Regions from separate parts of the Homo sapiens genome. Here region 1 is linked to region 2. The links are chromatin contacts, found by Hi-C or POLR2A ChIA-PET in ENCODE. All regions are on one chromosome and are shown on one strand. Each heading gives the region's core, a stretch centred on a gene start or an enhancer-like site at or near the end of the contact. The rest is flanking DNA. Distances are from core to core; before and after follow the strand shown. Region 1 has its middle 10 kb from the start of LINC02422. Region 2 holds the start of BICD1 (BICD cargo adaptor 1).

Region 1 (6,303 bases), core at 2,440-4,939, 210 kb after region 2:
TTTTTTCATAGTATGTATCTCCCAACTGGAAACAACCAACTGGTGAATGGATACACTGTTTTACATCCATACAATGCAAAGCTACTTACCAAAAAGAGCTACTTTAGATTTTTCTGTTTGTGAGCCAAAACAAAATAGAAACACACAAACAAAAAACCTACCAATACACATCACAACATGTATGAATCTCGAAAGCATTATGCTGAAGACAGCTGGGTGTGGTGACTCACACCTGTAATCCCAGCACCTTGGGAGGCCGAGTGGGGTGGATCACTTGAGGTCAGGAGTTTGTGACCAGCCTGGCCAACATGGTGAAAGTCTGTCTTTACCGAAAATACAAAAATTAGCCAGGTGTGGTGGTGGGCGCCTGTAATCCCAGCTACTCTGGAGGCAGAGGCACGAGAATCGCTTGAACCTGGGAGGTAGAGGTTGCAGCGAGCCCAGATCACACTGGTGCACTCCAGCCTAGCAGGATTGTCTCAAAAAAAAAAAAAAAAAAAAGCATTATGCTAAATACAAGGAGCCAGACACCGAAGATTCTACGATATCATTCCACATTTATAAAATTTTAGAAAAGGCAAATATTGTATATAGTGATAGAAAGCAGACTGATGGTTAGATTAATGTGAAATATTTTGCCACATAATGCAATGGAAATAACATAAATAAAAATAAACAAAAAAGTCAGTGTCTATCATCAAGATAGCTTCTAAGGAAGCTTCTACTGATATTTACAATTTATTGTCTATATCAAAGGCTATTTTATTTGTGGCTTTTTGGAGAGGCCAGTGGAGATTACAGCTCTGCCAGATTACTTTTTTGTGAAGCAATTTGCAATCACATTCTTGTTATATGGAGAAAAATCCTTGTTCTTGAAGGGAATTCTTAAAGGGAAGGGATGGTTGCTGTCTTGCTCTTCTTCATTTTTCCTGCAGATATCTAATGTATATTCACTTGAAGTAAGTCTTATTTGGGGAGTGTAGCAATATGTCAAGGCACTTAACATTGTGTCAAGGGTCACAGTGCCAAGCACCATGTCAAGGCAGAGGGAAGATGATTGATGATGTATCCTGAAGAATACTGCAGTCAAAGCTTGGAGAATGAGTTGAGTGCTGTGGAAACCCTGATGACAGGGACTACAATGAGGAAGAAGACCCAGAGCAGCGAAAGCTTTGGCAATCTGGCCAGGGAGACTATTGGATAACTAGGTATCCTGGATTTATGCAAAGGCTCTACAATGAGATTACTCAGTTTATAATTTGGATTAACCTGTCGTTTCTGTGGGCTCACCCAGGAATTTTCCTTACAGTATGATGTAGGGAAATGCCTTTGACCACTCCCCTATCTCTTTATCAATACCAGGGTCACACCTCTACCTAGCCTCCTTCCTTCCTTCCTTCCTTTCTTTTCTTCTTTCTTTCTCTTTCTTTTCTTTCTTCTTTCTTTTCTTTCTTCTTTCTTTTCTTCCTTTCTTCTTTTTCTTTCTTTTTCTTTCCTTCTTGCTTCCTTCCTTCCTTTGTTCTTTCCTTACTTCTTACTTCTTTTTTTTTTTTTTTTGAGACGGAGTCTTGCTGTCACCCAGGCTGGAATGCAGTGGTACCATCCAGGCTCACTGCAACCTCTGACTCCCGGGTTCAAGTGTTTTTCCTGCCTCAGCCTCCCGAGTAGTTGGGACTACAGGGGTGCACTACCATGCCCGGCTAATTTTTGTATTTTTAGTAGAGACGGGGTTTCACCATGTTACCCAGGCTGGTCTCAAACTCCTGACCTCACGTGATCAACCCGCCTTGGCCTTTCAAAGTGCTGGGATTACAAGGGTGAGACACCACGCCTGGCCCCTTTCTTCTTTTTTTTCCTTCCTGCCTCCTTTCCTCCTTCCTTCCTTCTTTCCAGAAATTAGTGTCAGTTCATCCTGTTTCTTTTTTATTGACTAGATCGGGGTCAGAAAACTGACCTGCAGCCTGTTTTTGTATGACCCATGGGCTAAGAATGGCTTTATCTTTTTAAATGGTGGATAACAAATCCCCAACATGCCTGTCTTTTGAGTTATGCCTCTCCCAGTCCGGATCAGTTGCTTTCTACATTTGCTGTTTTTGATCCTGTGATTTTCCTTCGCCATCACTTTGCGTCTCTCCTGTTTCTTCTATTCCCTTCCCTTTCCCTCCCCTCCCCTCCCCCACTCCCCTTCCTCTCCCTCCTTCCCTCCCTCCCTTCTTTCTTTCTTTCCAGGGGAATTGGCAGGGGAGCAGGAAGTCAAATCATATGTCACCATGTGACTCTTGGGACTCCTTCTTCTCATGTTTCTTCTTCTTTGTAGTAGGGGCAGGGCCAGCAGCAGGAGCTACAGAGCCGGGGCAGCAGAGGCGGCCACAGCCTTGTGGGAGAGCACAATGGCAACTTGCCAATACCCTGGGCAATGACACCTTTAATGTTTTTTCCATTCAGCTCACTGATGATCTTGCTGCACTGGTTGCCATTGGCCTTATTGCTTATATTGTACAGGATCTTCTTGACGTCCTTGGTGCTGGGCAAGGGGTTGCCCCCGAGGGCAGCCAGTAGGTAGGAAGGACGACCTTCTGTGTCCCGGAGGAAAAGAAAGCCACACCTTCCTCTTTTAGTTTGTTTCTTTTCTTATTCCTGTGTTGCTGCTGAGAAACCCAATCCAATTCCGACTCCCCCACCACCCTTTTGTGCCACCCTTCTACCCCTTCTGGAAGCCTGAGAATCTCCTGTTTGTCCTAGATATTTTACATTTCACAATCATATGCTTTAGTGCAGGACAATTTTCATCTATTATGATGGACACTTTCAATTTGGTTCTTCTATTCTGAGTGTGTTTCTTCAACTATTTCTTTTTTTTTTTTTTTTGGAGATGGAGTCTCGCCCTGTTGCCCAGGCTGGAGTGCAGCGGCCCAGTCTCAGCTCACTGCAACCTCCGCCTCCTGGGTTCAAGCGATTCTTCTGCCTCAGCCTCCCAAGTAGCTGCGACTACAGGTGCATGCCACCACACCCAGCTAATTTTTTGTATTTTAGTAGAGACATGGTTTCACTGTGTTGCCCAGGCTGGTCTTGAACTCCTGAGCTCAGGCAATCCGCCCGCCTCAGCCTCCCAAAGTGCTAGGATTTCAGGTGTGAGCCACCACGCCCAGCCTGAACTATTTCATTGTTGATTTCTTCCCCTCTGTTTTACTCTTCCTGGAAATTCTATTATTTGGCTGCTGAACTTCATAGATTTCATAAATTTTCTTACCTTTTTTCTCTCATTTCCTATCTCCTTGTCTTTTTGCCACGCTTTCTGTGTAATTTCCTCAATTTTATCTTTCAATTCTTCATTAAAATGTTCATTTCTTATCATGTCTTTAACGTCTAAAATTTCTTCTTGTTCTCTGAATGTTCCTCTTTTTACAAAATAACATCTTGTTCTTGTTTTCAGAATGCAGTATCTTTTCTTATCTTATCTTTCTCAAGACTGAGAAATGGAAAACTACAGAAACCACAACTTGAAAAACAGTACAGAGACCACAATTTGCAAGACAGATAAACTATGTCAGCAACAGCTCAGCTTGGACCCAGGTGTTCAGGAAACAAAACCACAGACTTTTTCACAGACAGCCTTGCCTAGCCTATCGACACAGTCAGTGACTCAACTTTGCAACTTTTGACCAATTCTTTCCTGCCCTAACTCTACCCTTCCTTCCTGCCCCTCCCCCAACTCTTGTTATCCCCGCCCTAAAAGCATCCTTTGGCTAACGCCTCCTCAGTGAAACTGTATAAAACTCAAATGTTAAAGCTACTCGGCGTCCATTTGACTGACTCCATTTGCTCACTATCTCCCTTGCCTGGCACATTTCTAATAAACTAAGCTTCCTTAGTTATTGTTATTTGTTATTTGTTTGTTCTATGTTTTAACCATAACAGATTTCTTTGCTGCTCTTTTATGAGAAACTTTCTTTTTTTTTGAGACAGAGTCTCACTCCGACGGGGTTTCACCATGTTGGCCAGGCTGATCTCAAACTCCTGACCTCAAGTGATCCGCCCGCCTCAGCCTCCTAAAGTGCTAGGATTACAGGTGTAAGCCACCGGGCCTGGTCTTTTATTTATTTATTTTTTTGAGATGGAGTCTCGCTCTGTCACCCAGGCTGGAATGCAGTGGCGCTCTCGGCTCACTGTAACCTGCACCCCCTGAGTTCAAGTGATTCTCCTGCCTCAGCCTCCTGAGTAGCTGGGACTACAGGCGACCGCCACCATGCCCAGCTAATTTTTGTATTTTCAGTAGAGATGGGGTTTTACCATGTTAGCCAGGATGGTCTCGATCTCTTGACCTTGTGATACACCTCCCTCGGCCTCCCAAAGTGAGTGAGGGAGCCACCGCGCCCAACCGGCACCTGGTCTTTTATGAGAAGCTTTGACTGAACATGAGTTAGTTTTCTTTCATCCACATAGTATTCTGTTTCTCCAAGGTGCTTTCCCTGCTTGTGTGCTTTTTGTCTTGCATGATAGAGGCTTACTTTAGAGTTCTGGTAATTTTTGGTTTCTTACGATGAGGAATGAAGGACTACAGCTGATTGGAAGTTTGCAGTATATGGAGAGCTCTTGTATTTCTGAGTTTACTGTAGGGCCATTTATTTGTTGGGTAATCTTATCAGTTTCTCTTCTTTCCTCTTGGGCTGCTTTGATTCCTGAGAGAAAGGTGTGACAATCCCCTTCCTAGAGGGTAAAGATCTGGCTGACATGGTTTGGGCACTAAATGATTGATGAAGGCTGTGAGGCAGGAGGCAGGGGCTTAGCAATCAGCAAGCATGTGATTGTGTAAACCTCCATTTTTGTTTGGTATCAAAGCTCTCAGCTGTACTTGATGTTTCCCAGTCCACAGACTCCAACTTCTGCTGAAACTAGGGAGAAACAGTCATCCAGCAGCATGAGAGCAGGTAGAAGATCTGGGTCTGTTTGTGATTCTACAATATAATCATTTCTGTTTTCAATTTTTCTCTACTGTTGCCACATAATTCAGCTTTCTCAGTTCTTCTGAGTTAGTCTGCAATCATCTCTTTGCTTTTTAGCTTTCAAAGGTTTATCATCGGCCAGGTGCAGTGTGGCTCATGCCTGTAATCCCAGCATTCGGGAGGCTGAGGCAGGCAGATCACCTGAGGTCAGGAGTTCGAGACCATCCTGGCCAACATGGTGAAACCCCGTCTCTACTAAAAATACAATAATTAGCCATGTGTGGTGGCATGCGCCTGTAGTCCCAGTTACTGCAGAGGCTGAGGCAGGAGAATGGCTAGAACCCAGGAGGTGGAGGTTGCAGTGAGCCAAGCTTGTGCCACTGCAATCCAGCCTGGTGACAGAGTGAGACTCTATCTCAAAAAAAAAAAAAAAAAAAAAAAAAAAGAAAAAAGAAATGTGAAGACAGGAGATTTGAGAGGGGCCAGGGGCAGAATTATAGGGTTTGGCTGTGGCTGCACCCAAATCTCATCTTGAATTTTAGTTCCCATAGTCCCCACATGTTGTGTAAGGGACCCGGTGGGATGTAATTGAATCATGGTGGCAGTTTCTCCCATGCTATTGTTGTGATAGTAAGTTCTCACGAGATTTGATAGTTTTATAAGGAGCTTGCTGCTTCACTTGACCCTCATTCTCCTTCCTGCTGCCCTGTGAAGAAGAACATGTTTGCTTCCCTTTCCACCATGATCATCAGTTTCCTAAGGCCTCCTCAGCCATGCTGAACTGTGAGTCAGTTAAACTTCTTTCCTTTCTAAATTACCCAGTCTTGGATGTGTTCTTAGTATGAGAGTAGTATGAGAAAGGACTAATACAAGCTATTTCAATAAGCCATAAAAAGCAGTAAAAAGGCCAGACAGGGCCAGGCACGGTGGCTCATGCCTGTAATCTCAGTGCTTTGGGAGGCTGGAGGCAGGTGGACCACCTGAGGTCAGGAGTTCAAGACCAGCCTGGGCAAAATGGTGAAATGCCATCTCTACTAAAAATACAAAAAATTAACCAGATGTGGTGGCAGGCATCTGTAGTCCCAGCTACCTGGGAGGCTGAGGCAGGAGAATTGCTTGAACCCAGGAGGCAGAGGTTGCAGTGAGCTGAGATCGCGCCACTACACTCCAGCCTAGGTAACAGAGCAAGATTCTGTCTCAAAACAAAACAAAACAAAAAATGGGTCAGGCACAAAGGCTCATGCCTGTAATCCCAACACTTTGTGAGGCTGAGGTGGGAGGATCACTTGAGTCCCAGTATTTAAGACCAGCCTGGGCAACATAATGAGACGCATCTCTATTTATATAATCAAAAAAGAAA
Region 2 (6,818 bases), core at 1,012-3,511:
TACATTTCATTAAATTAAGTCCATCTCCTTTATCAAGAAGGTGATGGCTTACCACTTTCTGGTTTGCACTTCCCTATCTTGGCAAAGCAGTGTTGATAGGTATAGACAATATCAAAACATCTCTGAGAATGACAGTCATCATCCTGCTTCCTCACTTCACAAGGTTTAGCATCACTGCATTTAAACATGTCAGCCTAATCTAAGTTGGAAAATATAAACAAGTCCAGCTGTTGTTAAGACCAGACAGGTACATGGTAAGTAAAATAGGAACCAGAAATTTACAGCCTGACACACAAAAATTAGATTCCTAGTTGGGATTTTTAATCATAGGTAGTACATTTATTTTTTGGTAGACAGGCATCCAAATAAAAATAAGACATATCTAAAAGTATAAATGCTTACCATATTACACACTAAATTGGAAGGCAAGTTGATTCAGTATGTCATAAATCACATCTTTTAACTGTAACAGCATAAAATAAATAATAGATTTTTGATATTATATGCCAAACAATAATTAACATTTAAATGTCAATATGCACCTAAAAATAAGGACTTGACACACAGAAAAGGAGTGTATATTACATTTAAATTTGTAAGTGGTTATTTGCTACCCATAGTGCCTCAAGAATCAGATAAAAAAGACCGAGTTACTTAAACAATATGTATGTTCTTAAGAGTGACTGATAGGAAATCAAAGCACGTTCATTGTTTTCTCCCATACATCCGACAGGCTTTAAAAGAGGCCAAATACCAAAAAACTAAAGAGACATTATACATCACCCATTTTTGATATTCTGGTTTTATAAATATATCATTTCAACCAGAAGAGCCTCATTTGAAATGCAACACTACCCACGTATTTGATATACACCACTCTTTCAGACTATTTGTAGGTGAGTTCAATTTTTTCTAGTCAGGGTGACCTCATAAGACTTGGACATGGCCCAGCCTCGCTCCGAGGTGAAATCAAGGCAGTGGGATCACCCAGCAAAGTTGTTTTTCTTCTGCAGCCCAATGACAAGAATGACTAAAGCCAAGCAGAATGAAGATTGCCTAGCCTTTGTCAAATGGGATTGGTGAGGAGTTCCCTCTCTCACCAAGGAGTGGTTACATCCAGAGGAAAGCTGAGGTGCCACACAGTCTAAATCCTGAAATTGTGGGTCCTCAGGCACAAACCTCATCACTTTTGTGGACTACGAAATTGTCGCTGAAACCTGGGTTTGAGATAACAGCGGTTTTGAGAAGTTTGATTTATACATTCCAACCCACTTGAATGTCGTCTTAGAGTGCTGAGACTTGATGACTCTTACTAATCTCCCTCCCCCGCAGGCCAAACAGCCATTGCCTCCCAAATTCCAGCTTATATATTCATTTCTTAGGCAATTTTTCTCTTGGGGGAGGAAACAATGGACTCTTTCAATCTTCTCTTACCAACAAAGGGCCCTAGAAGAAAAAACAGTCCTTTCAATCACCTCCTTTATGACTTCTTGATCATGATGAGTGGGCCTTGCGGGTGGGGGGAGTGAGGGCCAGGAAAGGGAGAGGTGACAGGCAACTCACCTCTTTGAGCTGCTCCAGCTCCTGTTTGAGGCTGTCGTACTCAGCCTCCAGTTCATCATACTGCTGTTTGAGGGTCAGCTTCTCCTCCAGCACCACCAGCCCGTACTCGGCAGCCTGGATCTTCTCGTGGGTGGTCTCCGTGAGCTCCTTGGTTAGCCTCTCTATCTCAGTCTTATAATGGTCCACCGTCTGCAATACCTCTTCTGCGGCCATAGCCCCGGTGGATGGAGGCAGGAGGGGGTTACGGGGTGGGGGAGATGGATGCGAAGCTGGCGGGGAAAGGGAGAAGGAAATGGGAAGGGATGGGTGGAAACGGAAAAGAAAGTGCGGCCGGATGAATGAGCAGCGCGATGCCCCGCCGGCTCTGGTGGCAGCGGCAGCTACACCGCCCGAGAAACTGACGAGAAATGCAACATGGAGAACAGGGCAGAGGGTCAGGGGCGAGGCGGCAAAGGCCGCCGCATGTGTCCTCGGGGCCGGCCCCTGCGTGCGGTCAGCAGCCGTGCGGCATGGCCCGGGCTGCGGCGGCCGCGGGTAGCGAGGGGCTCCGGATTCTGCTTATTCAGAGACGCCCGTCCGCCATGTCTCCCGGGCCGCGTCACTGCAGTCTCGCCCTGGGTCTGGCGCGCTCCGGCTCGCGGCTCGCTCTCTCGCTCCACCTGCTCCCTCTGGCCCTGCAGCAGCCGGTGCGGAATGATGCAGTCTCGGGGCCGGCTCCCTCCCTTCCCGCGTGGCGGCGGCTCCGAGCAGGGGGCGGGGAGCGGATGGAGTCAGCGCGGGGGGCGGAGGGAAGGACCAGACGGAAACATCCCGAGGCGCCTCCCGCCGGGCGCGCGGGCCGCCGCCCGCTGCACCGTGAGGCGCGCCAGGAGGAGGCGCAGGCGACGGGTCTGGGACTGGGAAGCGGTGGGGCGCGCGCGGCGGGGGAGCCTCCGCCCTGTCCGGCTCGCGGGGGCGGGAGCTCCTCCCAGGGCTTTGTCCCGGTGGCAGTAGAAGACCCCGAGAGCGGCGTGGGCGCCCGGGCTCTTTTGCTACGTCGAGGGCCGAAGCTCAGGAAACTGCCTGGAACGCTTTCTCCCGAGAAAAGCAAACAAAACTATCGCGGTCGCGGTCCGCGCATCCTCCTCGTCCCCTGGGCGCGCAGAAGGCTTTTTGGGCCACCTGCCCCCAAAAGACCGCTGGGTTTCCCAAAGCTTTCAAGACGCACCCCAAGGCGCCCTCCTCCGTCGTCCCCCTCTCTCCCTGCCTCTCCCAAGTCTGGCCTGGGCCACCTAACACTCTCACCAGATAACCTTACTATCCTCACAGGACAGTCCGCTAAATATTGCTCGCCCTCACCCAGCGTATCACAAGAGCGCTATCCACTCAGAAAAAAAATATCTCCACAATACATGCACCCAGGAAACCTCTAGCTAGGTACTGTATATCTTGCCCCAATAGTTTCCATCAAAGCACCTTACTCTGTGTCTTCAATAAAGGAAAACTGCTTGAAATTCCCTATATAAGATACCAACGATGCCCTGTAATAAGCATTTTTTAAACAATAAGAGCTAAGAGTTCTTGAGACCCATACCAAGCATTCTTCTAAGTATGTAACATGCGTTCTCTCCAATCCTAACAATGCTTTGAGGTAAGAGCCATTATCCTCAGTTTACAGGGGGTGAAAGGCAAAGGGAGATGTGATTTGTCCAAAGTCAGGCAACTCTGGAATCTTAACTCGGGAGCACTAAACGGGATCATTATGTTGGCTTCAGGTTCACTCATTACTCATACAAACCCAGCAACTACATATTACATGCTTTTAAGATAATCACATTAATCCATATGAAGAGTGATGATGAACGGTTACAAAAGGAGGTGAAAGCAAAGTAAGAGTGGAGTAAATGAAAGAGTGGAGAAGGGTCGAGAATCAAGAGGAAGAACGCAACATGAGAGAAAAGAAGCAATTTCTGTGTAACGGGAGGCTGTGAGACCCACAGATCAGTGGGTCTTTCCAGTTCCCTCTCTTCTTCTGCATGGCACCTATTCCAGAGCTGTTTCTCAGTGACCAGGTGATGAACACACATGCGTTTTCTAAGTTAGAAAGCAGGACTCAACTCTCCCATCATTGTGTACCTGGTAAAAAAAAAAAAAAAAAAAAAAAAGATGATTGTTGACCGGGCACAGTGGCTCACGCCTATAATCCCAGCACTTTGGGAGGCAGAAGTGGATGGATCATTTGAGGTCCGGAGTTCAAGACTAGCCTGGCCCACATGGTGAAATCCCATCTCTACTAAAAATACAAAAATTAGCCAGGTATGGTGGTGCACGCCTGTGATCCCAGCTACTTGGGAGGCTGAGGCAGGAGAATTGCTTGAATCCAGGAGGTGGAGGGTACAGATGGCACCACTATACTCCAGCCTAGGCAACAGAGACTCCATCTCAAAAAAAAAAAAAAAAAAGGACACTTGTTGATGGCGTGGGAGAAAAAGCATATGACAGTGCCCTTCCAAAGTTTCCACTAGCAGGCTGTCTGGATGTGTTTTCCATTGCTTCACAAACCAGACAAGTTTCCTTCTAAACGCCAGCGATCACAACAGAATATTCTCATGTGATTGTCTGATCTAAAAATAAAACAAAAGAATATTCTCTTGTGATTGTCTGATCTAAAAATAAATAAATAAAAGGAGAAAACATTCCAAATGTGCAGCCACCATAAATTCCAGCCTTGTAGAGAAGCGGATGATAATGACTACAACATCCGACCCATCTTTCCTTATCTCGCACTCCAGGTGGGAAGCCCCTCCTGTGTGCTCCCGTGGCATCTGACCTCTGACACGTTGATGAATGATGATGAACTGCTGAAAAGAGATGGAACCTGCAATTGCAGGTAGCTAACCTGCCTTCCCAGGAAGCCTCTGGCTGTTCCTCACTCTACAAACTGTAAGCATAGGCCTTCCAAAGGGATCATAAGACTCGCACTAGATTGCCTGTGCCTCCCTCTCCTTTGGATCAAACTAAGAACAGAGTTTGCCTCTGTGACTTTCCTTTTTGCTAAATTTCCATTGTGGTCCAGCCCCTATGCTCTATCCTGCCCCGTTTTTCTGATTGATACACTTTTGTCACTTGTCACTTTTGTCTGATTTCAGGCATGTCTTGCACACTCTGACACTTTAAGATGTTGCTTAGTTGAACTTTGATCCTTAAATGTTGGTATTTAACGTAAAGAAGATAAACTTATTTTCTTGTTTTTTTTCTCTTTTTTTCTGAGACAGGGTCTCCATCACTTAGGCTGGAGTGGAGTGGCATGATCATGACTCCCTGCAGCCTCAACCTCCTGGACTCAAGCGATCCTCCCACCTCAGCCTCCTGAGTAGCTGGAACTACAGATGAATACCACCACACTCAGCTAATTTTTTAAATTTTTGTAGAGACAGGGTCTGTCTATGTTGCCCAGGCTGGTCTCAAACTCCTGGGATCAAGTGATCCTCCCACCCTGGCCTCCCAAAGTTCTGGGATTACAGATGTGAGCCACCATGCCCAGCCAAATTTATTTTCCTATACACCATGCTGTTCCAGTACTGCATAGTTACAGTTCCCTCTTTTTTCGTATATGCCATATGTATTGCATATATATCAATGACAGGTATATAGAAAATAATTTCTTAAAGCATTCCTAGGCTGGGTGTGGTGGCTCATACTGGTAATCCTAGCACTTTGGGAGGCTGAGGCAGAAGGGTCACTTGAGGCCAGCAGTTCAAGACCAGCCTGGGCAACATAGCGAGACCTCATGGCTACAAAAAATTAAAAAATACTAGCTGGGCATGGTAATACATGCCTGTGGTCCCCAATACTTAGGAGGCTGAGGCAGTATGATGGCTTGAACCCAAGAGATTAAGGCTGCAATGTACTGATTGTGCCACTGTGCTCTAGCCTGGTGACAAAGCAAGACTCACCAAAAGAAAAGAAAAAAAGGCCAGGCTCGGTGGCTTACACCTGTAGTCCCAGTACTTTGGGAGGCCGAGGTGGGCGGATCATCTGAGGTCAGGAGTTCGAGACCAGCCCGACCAACATGGTGAAACCCCATCTCTACTAAAAATACAAAAATTAGCTGGGTGTGGTGGTGGGCGCCTGTAATCCCAGCTACTCGGGAGGCTGAGGCAGGAGAATCACTTGAATTCGGGAGTTGGAGGTTGGAGTGAGCAGAGATCCGCCACTGCACTCTAGCCCAAGTGACAGAGTGAGACTCCGTCTCAAAAAAAAGAAAAGAAAAAAAGCAAAAAAAAAAAGCACAAGCTAGTCTACTTGGGTCATATCCAACTTTGCCACTTACTAGCTGTGTGTTTCTCAGTTGTGTCATATCTAAAAAGGAGATAATAATATAATCTAATTATGAGATTGTTGTGAATAGAATAGTATCACACACATAAGCATTTTATATGTGCTTTTTAAAAGTTTTAAAAGAAAAACAAGGATAAAATTTAGGTAGAAAGAAGAAAAAAAGATAATCAGTAGAGATCTCTCTGAAGAAGTGATATTCATTTTATTATCTATGAGGAACAAAAAGGAGTCGGATATACAAAATGTGGGGGAGAAGCTTTTCAGGGAAAGGAAATAATGTGTAAAAGCCAAAGGCAGAAAAGAGCTTGTTGAGTGCAAAGAATAAAAATCTGAGAGGCTGCTGGGTGCAGTGGCTCATGCCTGTAATCTCAGCACTCTGGGAGGCCAAGGTAGGAGGATTATGTGAGCTCAGGAGTTCGAGACCAGCCTGGGCAACATACCAAGACCCCATTTCTACTAAAAAAAAAAAAAATTTTAATCGAACGAGCATGGTGGTGCATACCTGTAGTCCCAGCTACTTGGGAGGCTGAGGTGGGACGATCCCATGAGCCTGGCAGTGAAGGCTACAGTGAGCCATGATCGTGCCACTGCACTCCAGCCTGGGTGACAGAGCAAGACCCTGTCTCAAAAACAAATAAAAAAAAAAAAAAATGAAAGAGGCTGAGGATTAAGAAGCTCAAGGGAAATGGCCTAAGACTATATCAAGAAGTCAGGCAACATCAGAGAGATAGGCGGGAATTATACTTGCCTTGCAAGTCAGAATGAAGAATTTGGGTTTTATTCTCAGGGGAGGCCTTTGATGATTCTTTAGTCAGGAAATGAAATAGTTCTATTTGTATTTTAAGAATGTCAGCTGGATGCAGTGGCTCACGCCTGTAATCCCAGAGCACTGTGGGAGGCTGAGGCAGGCTGATTGCTTGATTCCAGGAGTTCAA

What was found. A loop is a pair of places that touch in the nucleus more often than their neighbours do. ChIA-PET counts read pairs that join two places held with the same protein, here RNA polymerase II (POLR2A). Pooled maps may share reads with other maps.
Region 1: a loop to region 2 is called in a map with no recorded cell type, with 11 times the contacts of the local background. The contact joins the enhancer-like site here to the promoter of BICD1 in region 2. A Hi-C loop is called at or near these places in 3 of 37 single-sample maps with no recorded cell type and 9 of 50 pooled maps. POLR2A ChIA-PET finds 5 or more read pairs at or near these places in 2 of 52 experiments (HEK293 and PC-9).

Annotation. Positions count from the first base shown.
Region 1 is chr12:31,894,082-31,900,384 of GRCh38, reverse strand. It overlaps the pseudogene RPLP2P4. Among named protein-coding and RNA genes, the nearest start is that of LINC02422, 10 kb to the right of the region's middle. RefSeq lists a silencer at 4,304-4,403. Within about 2 kb of position 3,689, at least 18 of the 41 ENCODE cell types and tissues checked have a DNase peak (open chromatin) inside an H3K27ac peak, as active enhancers do.
Region 2 is chr12:32,102,290-32,109,107 of GRCh38, reverse strand. It overlaps BICD1 (BICD cargo adaptor 1), which reads right to left and starts at 2,261. Exons shown (of 10, transcript NM_001714.4): 1 at 1,564-2,261. The coding sequence starts at 1,776. BICD1-AS1 (BICD1 antisense RNA 1) reads left to right here and starts at 1,646. Exons shown (of 3, transcript NR_185992.1): 1 at 1,646-1,714; 2 at 4,335-4,432; 3 at 4,818-4,991. RefSeq lists enhancers at 654-1,291, 1,819-1,898 and a silencer at 2,259-2,738.